Regions from separate parts of the Homo sapiens genome. Here region 1 is linked to region 2. The links are chromatin contacts, found by Hi-C in ENCODE. All regions are on one chromosome and are shown on one strand. Each heading gives the region's core, a stretch centred on a gene start or an enhancer-like site at or near the end of the contact. The rest is flanking DNA. Distances are from core to core; before and after follow the strand shown.

Region 1 (7,455 bases), core at 4,956-7,455, 1.5 Mb after region 2:
GATAACTGCTTGAACTCGGGAGGCAGAGGTTGCAGTGAACCGAGATTGCGCCATTGCACTCCAGCCTGAATGACAGTGAGACTGTCTCAAAAAAATAACAAATTAAAATGAATAAATAAATAAATAAAGTGCTTCAAAGAGTGCCTGGCATAAATAAAGTGCTTGTTATTAGTGACATGACCATGGGATGAGAAGTGTCAGGGAAGTGAGTCATAGCAAAGAGCATTCCAGATACCAGGAACACTTTGTACAGTTTTCAAAGCATGTGACAGGAAGCCAGCGTGGCTGGAACATAACCTGATGGAGTAAGAGTGCCAAGAGGTGAGGTTGGAGAGGAAGCCTAGGAGGAGATCAGCCCCTCACGGTAGCTGGACGCCATTGCAGACCTTGGTGCATAGAGCAGTCCTGGAGGTCAGAAGAGACCAGGAACAGAACTAGATCTGGGACTTAGTGCTGGGGGTGCACAGAGCTAGGAGAAGGACGGGGCATTATTGTCAACAATGCTGGCTGGTTACCAGTGGTTGGTGGTTTCTGGTGTCCAGGATAAGAAACAGTCTAGTTCGAGCAGTAGGACAAATACCTAACGCATGCGGGGCTTAAAACCTAGATGATGCGTGGATAGGTGGAGCAAACCACCATGGCACATGTATACCTATGTAACAAACCTGCATGTTCTGCACAGGTATCCCAGAACTTAAAGTAAAAAACAAACAAACAAAAAAAAACAAAACAGTTCGACTTCCCACTGGAGTCCAAATACTAGTTCTAATATTGTCTACATCTGTGGCCATGGGCAGTAAACCCCTCTAGAGTTCACTTTCCCTATCTTCAAAATGGGGCTTAAATGTCATACCTACCTCCTTAGGTTTGTGACAGTACATATAAGATCAGTATAGTCAGCACTCAGTAATGCAGGCTATCACCACAACCAGGTGGGACCTATCCCAGGACAGCAAGGGTGGCTTGACATTTGAAAAGCATGAGATGTAGTTCAACATATTAGCAGGAAAGAAAGAGAATCAAGGGCTGTAATTGCCTGGGACTGTGATATCAGATGCAAGGGCTAAACACTCCCAGATCTGCAATCTAGCCCTGAATGCCTCACTGGGCAAGCTGAATTGAGATCTTAAGACCAGAGTGATCCTAGTCCTACCCCTGTGAAGTGATTTCCGCTGGCTCTGAATCCGTGGCCGACAGGCTTTAACGTCCGCCTTATCCTCACGCTCAGCAGTCCAAGGCTTTGTGCATTCTGGTTTCAGTTCAAATTTATTTTTCACACCTGCCCCCCAGCAACAATAACCAAACTACTATTTTTTTTTTTAAGAAGAGTCTCACTCTGTTGCCCAGGCTGGAGTGCAGTGGCGTGATCTCGGCTCACTTCAACCTTCACCTCCCAGGTTCAAGCGATTCTCCTGCCTCAGCCTCCTCAGTAGCTGGGATAACAGGCACCCACCACCATGCCCAGCTAATTTTTCTACTTTTAGTAGAGATGGGGTTTCACCATGTTGAGCAGGCTGGTCTCAAACTCCTGGCCTCAAGTGATCCACCCGCATGGCCTCCCAAAGTGTTGGGATTACAGGCATGAGTCGCCATGCCCGGCCAAACTACTATTTCATTTACAAGTTTACCAATTTCTTACATTATTATTTTCTTACTATTGATCTTGGCAGTTAGAATCGTAGCTCCAGGGACTGAAGAAGTATCTGTCAGAAGGCTGGCTTGCTAGTTCAGCACGCTGGGGACCGCACAGTGCTCCGTTTGAGGCTTTTTCCAAAGGCAGAAATTTTATTTCTGACTTAGGGCATAGAGAGTTGTCACCAACCCCCATTTGGGGGTTGTGAGAACTTTGGCTTCAGAGGCAAATGTTTTCCCATCAGGAAATGATGAAAGTTATGAACTCATATCCCAACCCCCACTCACCCCATTTAGGAAGAAACTTCAGGGATGAGATAAGTGAATGAGGATTCCGTGTCTCCACTCCAATTACACCTCAGCTCCATGGCTCCTCCCGTTTCTCTCTCTGGCCTTGATTCTCAGCACACCTGTACCCTGAACCACCTACACTTTCCCACCTACACTTTTACTTTGTCCTCTGAAGTTGGGGCCCAACTTGAGATTTTATTTCAGCCTGTGGTAGCAATGAAAAGCAGACACAGCCAATGTGGTCCACTGCGTTCCTTTGCATTTCTTGTTTTTTTTTTTTTGTTTGTTTGTTTGTTTTTTTTTTGAGACAGGGTCTCACTGCGTTGCCCAGGCTGGAGTGCAGTGGTGTGATCACGGTTCACTGCAGCCTCAACTTCGCAGGCTCCAGTGATCTCCCACCTCAGCCTCTTGAATAGCTGGGACTACAGGTGTACACCATCATGCCTGGTTATTTTTTTTTATTTTGTAAAGATAGAGTCTCACCATGCTGTCAGGCAGGTCTCAAACTTTGAAAACTAACCGAAAGCTTGTAACAAGCAGAGGAATGTTTAATCAAGAAAAACCAGCTGAGTGGCTCATGCCTGTAATCCAGCACTTCGGGAGGCCAAGGCAGGCAAATCACGTGAGGTCAGGAGTTCGAGACCAGCCTGGCCAATATGGTGAAACCCATCTCTACTAAAAACACAAAAATTAGCCTGGCATGGTAGTGCACGATTGTAGTCCCAGCTACTTGGGAGGCTAAGGCACGAGAATCGCTTGAGCTGGGAGGCAGAGGTGCCCATGTTGGCGAGGCTGGTCTCTAACTCCTGGCCTCAAGTGACCCACCCTCCTCAGCCTCCCAAAGTGGTGGGATTACAGGCGTGAGCCACAGTGCCCAGCCAACAAACCTTTCATCAGCTTGTTTTGTCTAGTATCTTATAGCCTTATAGGAAGAGGTTTTAAAAATAATTTTTATAAATTTAATATGTTAATATTGAAAAACAATAAAAGAATTCATTCCAATGGTGAAACAGAATTTCCCAGGTATCCCTGACTCGAATTCCTGACTCTTCTGTTATTTCATTCCATCATATTTCTTTGGAAGCAGAGTGGTGGGATGAAGGGGCAGGGCTCTGTTGAGAGAAGGTGGAAGTGAATGGGAAAGGTATTTATCACAACACTCTTTATGGTGAAAAAAGAACATGGAAATAAACCCAATGCCAGTCACAAATAGGGGACCAGTTCAGGGCTGGGTGCAGTGGCTCATGCCTGTAAATCTCAGCTCCTTGGGAGGCTGAGGTGGAAGGATGCCTCAAGGCCACGAGTTCGAGACCAGCCTGGGCAACATATCAAGATACCCCCATATCTCTCTCTTTTTAAAAAAAACAAAAAAAAAAAACAAAAAAAAAAAACAGGGTCTTACTCTAACATCCAAGCCAGAGTGCAGTGGCATGGCTCACTGCAGCCTTGACCTCCCAGGCTCAAGCAATCCTCCCACCTCACCCTCCTGAGTAGCTGGGACTATGAGCACACACCACCACACCCAGCTAATTTTATTTTTGTAGAGATGTAGTCTCACTGTGTTGCCCAGGCTGGTCTCAAACTCCTAGACTCAAGTGATCTTCTTGCCTTGGCCTCCCAAAGTATTGGGATTACAGGTACGAGCCACCATGCCCAGCCGACCCCATGTCGCTCTCTCTTTTTTAATTAATTTATGTTTGAGATGGAGTTTCGCTCTTGTTGCCCAGGCTGGAGTGCAATGGCACGATCTCAGCTCACTGCAACCTCCGCCTCCAGGGTTCAAGTGATTGTCCTTGCCTCAGTCTCCCAAGTAGCTGGGATTACAGGCTCCTGCCACCATGCCCGGCTAATTTTTTGTATTTTTAGTAGAGACAGAGTTTCACCATGTTGCCCAGGCTGGTCTCGAATTCCTAACCTCAGGTGATCTGCCCGCCTCAGCCTCCCAAAGTGCTGGGATTACAGGTGTGAGCCACCACATCCGACCTCTTTTTTTTTTTTTAAGAGACAGGGTCTCGCTCTGTTGCCCAGGTTGGAGTGTAGTGGCATGATCACAGCTCACTGCAGCCTTAACCTCCCAGGCTCAAGCAATTCTTCTGCCTCAGCCTCCCGAGTAGCTGGGACTACAGGGATGTACCACCATGCCTAATTTTTGGTAGAGATGGGGTCTCACTTTGTTCCCCAGGCTGGTCTCAACTTCCTGGACTCAAGTGATCCTCCCGCCTCAGCCTTCCAAAGTGCTGGGATTACAGACATAAGCCACTACGCCCAGTTGACACCATGTCTTAAAAAAAAAAAAAAAAAAAAAAACGTAAGGGAACCAGTTCAATAAAATGTCACCCTTGAATTCCCTGGGCTTCAGATATCCTCATCTGTAAAATGGGGATAGTAACAGGACCCACAACCTTCAGTTATTATGATTAAATTGACTGGGTACAGTGGCTCACGCCTGTAATCCTAGCACTTAGGGAGGCCGAGGCGGGCGAATCACTTGAGCTCAGGAGTTTGAGACCAGCCTGGCCAACATGGTGAAACCCCGTCTCTACCAAAAATAGAAAAATTATCCGGGCGTGGTGGCAAATGTCTGTGGTCCCAGCTCCCGGGAGGCTGAGGTAGGAGGACTGCTTGAGCCCAGGTGGCAGAGATTGCAGTGAGCCAAGATCGTGTCACTGCACTCCAGCCTGGGTGACAGAGTGAAACCCCATCTCAAAAAAAAAAAAAAGATTAAATAGATTAATATATGTATAAAATACCTTGAACAGTACCCAGCACATTGTCTCATAAATATTAGTTGTTCTTGTTAAGGTTACATGTTTGTGCAGTGAAATAGAGTTTACTCTTTATCAATCATGTTACAAAAGAGTATTTAATATGAAAAGACACTGATAAGCTTGTTACAGGGACAAGGGAGATGCTGAGTCAACACAATACAGTGTGATCTTTCGGTGACTTTAAAACATTGTTGAATTGATTGTATTTGTTATAAAAATAATGTGGAAAATAACAGCTTTGAATTTTATGTCAGTTGATGTTAAGATCCAACAGGAAGTTTACCCTGATAACGTTAAGATGAACAGTTTGAAAGCAGCTTCCTGCTGGAAGTTGAAATAGAGATGATTCAGATAGCCTCTTTGGATCCAAACCCCAAAGCTTCTTTTGCCTAATTCTATCTTCTGTCTTTAGAAACTCAAGCCTCGACTGGGCTCGGTGGCTCACGCCTGTAATCCCAGCACTTTGGGAGGCCGAGGCGGGCGGATCATGAGGTCAGGAGATTGAGACCATCTTGGTTAACACGGTGAAACCCCCTCTCTACTAAAAACACAAAAATTTAGCCAGGCGTGGTGTCGGACGCCTGTAGTCCCAGCTACTTGGGAGGCTGAGGCAGGAGAATGGCGTGAACCCAGGAGGCGGAGCTTGCAATGAGCCGAGATCGCGCCACTGGACTCCAGCCTGGGCGACAGAGCGAGACTCCCGTCTCAAAAAGAAAAAAAAAAAAAAAAAAGAAAGAAACTCAAGCCTCAAGCTGTCTGGGGGCATCCAAGTCCAACCATCCCAGTCACACACACACAACCGACCTTACTCATCCCAGGGGTGTGCAGAGGCCCACTGCAAGAACTGGTGAACTTTCAAGGCGTCTTTGCATATATGATGATTTTTTATTCTATTATTCAAGTTTTGCTTGGACAAGATTGTGCTGCTAAAAAGTGGCCTACACCACTTTTTTTGTTTTTGTTTTTGAGACAGGGTTTCACTCCCGTCGCCCAGGCTAGAGTGCAGTGGCGCGATCTCAGCTCACTACAACCTCCGCGTCCTGGGCTCAAGCAATCCTCCTGCCACAACCTCCCGAGTAGCTGGGACTACAAGCGCCCGCCACCATACCCGGCTAATTTTTGTATTTTTAGTAGAGACGGGGTTTCACCATGTTGGCCAGGCTGGTCTTGAACTCCTGGCCTCAAGTGATCCACCTGCCTCGGCCTCCCTAAGTGCTGGGATTACAGGCGTGAGCCACCGCGCCCGGCCCTACACCACTTTTTAAAAGTCGTGTTTCTTCTCTTTTTTATAATGTTGTACTTCTGATTTCTAGGGAATGATTAGCAAACTCACCCCTGACGCTATGTCCCTTGGACATTATCCTTGTATACACAAAAAGTGCAATTAACGAGTGGGTAGAAGTCAAGGGGTGGAGCCTCCGTCCTTGGGCTTGAAGCCAATGTCCCTCAATGCGCCTGCGAGACTCCCACGCCCTGGGAAGGATGCCTATCGATTCGCTCTGGGCTCGGCAGTTCTTTCTGATAGCAGGCAGCCATCTTGCCTGGAGCCTGAGAAAGGGAGGAGAGACAGAAGGAACCGGCGACAGTGGTCTCAGGGCCGCTCCGGGGGGCCTCAAGAACCGGAGGCAGCCCCGGAGGTGGTCCCCGATCCCGGGCTATGCTCTTGGATCTGAGAAGGGAAGGCGGAGGGCGGCGGGGACAAGATGGGTGGAGAATGTCAAGCAAGGAATGCTAGGCGGGGGAGGGGCGTTGCTATGGCGACTGGGGAGGGGCGGTGTCTGTTCTGAATCGCTGTGTGTCACCCGGGCGCTGCCCAGGAAGGGCAGGGCTGGGGTGATGACCATGGTAACACCCGGGGGGGAGTTCGTGACATCTCCGGCGCGGAGGGACTCGATGTCTATGGCAATGGTCGCCTGGTGGAAGGGACGGAACTAGATCCCTTCGCTCGGGACGCTCACATTCCAGGCCCTTGTCCTGCAGGCTGCCGCGGGCGGACACGCCAGAGGAGGAGGCCGGGGAATGGCCGCGGTGTGGCAGCAAGTCTTAGCAGTGGACGCGAGGTGAGGCGTGGGGTCAAAGCCCATGGGAGCAGAACTTACTGTGGTGCATGCGCAATGGCGATAAGTGAGGCTGGGCGGAGAACTTGCCTTATGCGGCTGCGTGGGCATGCCGGAGGTGAGCATGCGCAGTAGCGGGGGCGGGCACGCCCGCGGTGAGTTGGCTGCGCCGGAGAGGATTCTAAACAGCAAGCTGGGAAAATGTGGTCAGATGTGGGCATGCGCAAAGCGGCTACCTGTGAGAGGGAGGTGGGGCTCAGGCAGGTGACATCCTATCCCCTATGGGTGTCCCCTAGACTTTTTTTTTTTTACATCATCACTTCCCCATTCTGACCCCATCACCTCCCAACGCTGACCCCCATAATGTCAGTCTGATTTCTGTCGCCCTGGTATACTGACCCTAATTATTGTCTGCGCTGACCCAGTCACCCCGTAGGGACCCCAGCACGGCAGCAGACTGACTCTGTTGTCTGCAAACTGACCTCATGACCATGCTCATTATTACTGCAGACTCACTCCCACCACAGGACCAAGAGGTCCCTCATCACCACTGCTAGTCATTCTTACCACCTAGGCCCCAGTCACTGCCACACACCTCACTCTCCTGCCGTACCCCCCCCCCCGAGCTGATTGATTCCCTCTGTCCTGTGCCTGCTGCCTGCCCTGCATCCTGACCCTGCAGGTACAACGCGTACCGCACACCAACG
Region 2 (3,975 bases), core at 1,034-3,533:
TCTAGTCATGGCTGGATCTGTCTCCTCATTCAAGGTTTTAGATTCATCACCACTTCCTTCAGGAGGCACTCCCTAGTTACCTTGTCTTTCAAAGTTGAAGCATAGGAAACTGCTATTTTTATAGGTCACAAATGGTTGAATACTGGCAATTTCTTATAGCTCAAGCTAATGAAATAGCCCCCTACACCCAAGTCATTCTCTATCCACTTATCTTGCTTAACTTTGTCTTCACATCCTCTCTTCCTTCTGTCTCTTTCTAGTCTATGTTTACCTAAGTAGCATACTTTCCCCATTCTCTGTATATCATACATTCTCATGTTATATTATCTATTATACTACTTTGTATTATTGTTTTCTAATATTTTACTGTTTATTTTCTGTCTTCCCCACTATCATGTAAGCTCTATGAGAGCATGGGCTTTGTCTGATTTCCACACTGCTGTATCCCCAGGGCCCTGAACTGAGCCTGGCATACAGCAGGCCCTCAATACATATTTACAGAATGAACAAGCATCCTATATATCCAAGCCCCTTAACCAGAGGTTAGTATTGATGAAGTACTTATTATGTGCCAGTCTTTTCACATAGAAACACCTCACAATATCTCAGTGAGGTGAAACATGGCAATAATAAACACATTCTAGTGCTGAGTACATACTTACGAAGTGCCAGCTGCTGTTCTGACCATTTTTACTCATTTAATTACATGAGGCAGGTGGGGTGTCCTATTTTTTAGAAGGTGTCCTATTACTGTTCCCATCTTACAGACAAAGAAACTGAGGCACCAAGGGTTTATGCTACCAAGATCACACGGGTGGGTAACCGTCAGTGCTGCCTGATTTCACAGCGTCTGCTATTAATACAGCACAGCAGACCTGGTAGCCCTAAATTCAAATACCAGTTCCACCTCCACCATGTATTCAGTTATGTGAGCTAGGGCAATCCACTTAACATCTCTGTGCCTCAGTTTCCTCATCTGTAGGATGAGTATAATAATAGAGCCCACCTCGAAATGGGGTTTGTTTCGAGTATAAGATGAGCTAATGCATGTCAAGTGTTTAGAACACAGACGGGGCCCGGAGCGGTGGCTCATGCCTGTAATCCCAGCACCTTGGGAGGCCGAGGCGAGAGGATCGCTTGAGCCAGGAGTTCGAGACCAGCCTGGGCAACATAGCGAGATCTCGTCCCTATAAAAAAAAAAAAAAGAATGCAGACGGCAACGAGCAAGTGCCATATCGGTGTTTAGTATTATCGTTGTACTATACTGCTTCTAACGTGTTTTGAGCGCTGTCCACTTGAGGTGTGATTTCTGTCTGCAAAATAAAACCAATCCTGCCTCTGGCCCTGGAACGAAGATACCGAGAGACAAAGGAGGAACACAAGGTAGGCAAAATTCCCAAGTCTTCTAGGCTTTCGCCGGCCGCGCAGTCCTCTACTGCCTAAGAACGTCCTCTACAGCGCCCCATCTGCCGATCCCGGACTGACCCCTTCGGGGTTCCGTCCCCACTACCCCCCCCCCCCCCCCCGCCTCTCACCTTCTCATACAAGTTTTCGTCCTCGGGTTCTGGGTCCTCTTGCCACGGTGTGGTCGGTTCTGGGGGCCGCTTTCCCGCCACAGCGGACGGGGCGACCACAGTCCTGGAGAAGCTAGATTCCCAGCGGACGCGGGCGGCCGGGAGCCCTCGCGTCGCCGCTGCCGCCAAAAGACGGCGAGCGCTCAAACCAAACAGCCCAGCCGCCATGACAGATGGTGCTGCAGGGTCTCAGGGGCGGGGAAAGAAATGCGACTGTGCGCAGCTGCAGTGGGTGCGAGCGCGACAATCATCGCCCCGCCTCCGCCACGCTATATAGGTCCCAGATCTGATTTGGTTTTCCAATGAGGCGGGGCGTTGAGCAACCCTCTTTGCCTCCAGTTGTCGTGGCTTCGTGGGGCCAACCATTTTCGGCCAGGCTGAGAAATTTCTTATTGATGGGTCTGCTCATTTCCTGCATAGGAAGAAATCGGTGACATTTGGGTGGATACAGTTCCCAGCCAATCGCCCCGAGTTCCCTCGCCCACTGGGGAAAGAGGCAGAGCTTCCGCTAGTCTTTCATCTTCAAAGGAAATCAAGCTTCTAAAAAGCGGGCCCTGCCGAATTGGCTAATAGCTACTCCTTTTCTCCACTAGGGGAGCGTTCGCAAGGGGTGTGGGGAGGTGGCCAGCGCTTGCCAATCAGAGGAGGCCAGGGCTGTCCCCTAGCGGGCGGTGACCAATCGCCGGGGCCGGCCAGAGCGCGCTTCCTTAGTAGGTGGATGGTGGTCGGAGCGCCGACTCCCTTCTCGTCGTCGCCATTTTGAGCTGGTGACTGTGGCCGGCTGGGAGTAGGCGGCAGTGAGTTTCCCTGGGAGGGCAGCGCGCTTGGCGCTTCTCCCCTCCCCCCGATCTGCCTCCAGTCTCGGACTTGGTTGTTGCGCGCTCCGGCTCCGGCTGAGCTGGGAGAGTTGGAGGAGGTGGCGGCGGGCAGAGGTGATGTCTGGGAGCCCTTCCTTGACAGCCCGGGCCGAGAAGGTGAGCGTCGACGCTGGTCGTGGGGGCGGAGGTAAGGGGCCCGGGGCGGGGACGTAGAGGAGGCGCGAGGGCGGACTTCGGGTCGGGGGAGATGCGCGGAACGGAGGGGTTGGTGCAATGTCTCAACCCGGGAGGGTTTTTTTTTTTTTGGTTTTTTTTTTTTTTTTTTTTTTTTTTGGTGTGAGCAAAGGCGCGTGCGCGACTGGGACATGGGATGGGTGCATGCGGGTTGGGGGAAGGGAGGGACGGATGGGAGTGGGCTACTGTGGATCACTGTGTCGGCTACATCGAAGTTTATCAGTGGGGAAGCGGTTGTCTGCGACTTTGAGTTTGTGCATAGGAGAGGGGATGCTGCTCTGTGTTACTCTGGTGTTTATCGGTCCATGGGGAAATATTCTGTGGTTCTGGTCTCTATTCCTGGGGGATCGGAGGGGGGATGTGACTCTGGTCTTTACCCTTTGAGGGGGGGCGGTCTGTGACTCTGATCCTTATCCATGGGGCGGGGCTTGGGGGACGACTGTCTTTTGATTGACCCTAACCCACTTATTGGGTGGGAAGGGGCATGCAGGGAATGTGTGTGTGACTCATTGCCCCTTCTTTTGGGGAGTTTGTATCTGTGACACTGACGCTCATCCATGGAAAGGGGACCCACTGTGTAATTGTGGTCCTTACTGTGTGTTCCTTCTGTGATGTGGGCCCGTAGTTATTTGGGGCTCGTGTCTGTGACTGGCCCTTGGCTGTGGTGGATGTTACTGTGTGACTCTGGCCCCTTTGCCAGAGTCTCTTGAAGGTTTTTGTGCTCTCAGACGCCAGTGCCTCTGTGTGATTCTAACTCTTGCCCACCTGGGAGCAGGTAACTCGGGTTCCCTGTGGCTTGAGGAGGAAGAGAAAATTGGAGTGTGTTTGTCTGTGTATGTGTGTGCACGAGCATAGAGCAAAGGTGTGGCAGCAACCTAGTGTTGAGCAGGTGCTATTATTGCCTGGCTTTACCTGCTTCTTATTCAGAGGGTGGGGCCTGAAGATCTGGGATTCATCCTGACCTCTGGCTGGGTCACAGGGTTCTCAGGACTCCCTGAGTTCTCACCACAGCCCTGAGGGTTGGATGAAGTGGCTGCTGCTCCATCCCAATAGAAGAGCACAGTGGTTCAGAACAGCCTCCAAAAGGGCCCCTTTTGCCTCTGGAAACCGGGCTTGAGCCCTGGGGAGGGAACCACCTTAGGACCGGGCTGCACATAAGAGACAGGGCTCAGGGCTGAGCCAGTTGCTGTGTGAGGGCCAAGGCTGTGTTGGCCAGGAGCCCAGGGAGGTGGCAGCTGTCTCGTCGCCAAGTTCGCCCCTTCACACACCCCCCCAAGAGCCTTTCATGGTCTTTTGCTGCCTTATAGGGGACAGCCAGCAGCTTGTTGGGAGGATGAGATGGTCCCTTG

The links. A loop is a pair of places that touch in the nucleus more often than their neighbours do. Pooled maps may share reads with other maps.
Region 1: a loop to region 2 is called in a pooled map, with 8 times the contacts of the local background. The contact joins the promoter of WDR13 here to the promoter of RBM10 in region 2. A Hi-C loop is called at or near these places in 5 of 50 pooled maps.

The regions. Positions count from the first base shown.
Region 1 is chrX:48,591,287-48,598,741 of GRCh38, forward strand. It overlaps WDR13 (WD repeat domain 13), which reads left to right and starts at 6,206. Exons shown (of 10, transcript NM_001347217.2): 1 at 6,206-6,328; 2 at 6,672-6,751; 3 at 7,431-7,455. The coding sequence starts at 6,711. RefSeq lists enhancers at 6,512-6,831, 6,852-6,921, 6,942-7,001.
Region 2 is chrX:47,142,938-47,146,912 of GRCh38, forward strand. RBM10 (RNA binding motif protein 10) reads left to right here and starts at 2,284. Exons shown (of 24, transcript NM_005676.5): 1 at 2,284-2,548. NDUFB11 (NADH:ubiquinone oxidoreductase subunit B11) reads right to left here and starts at 1,765. Exons shown (of 3, transcript NM_001135998.3): 1 at 1,536-1,765. The coding sequence starts at 1,742. RefSeq lists an enhancer at 2,308-2,577.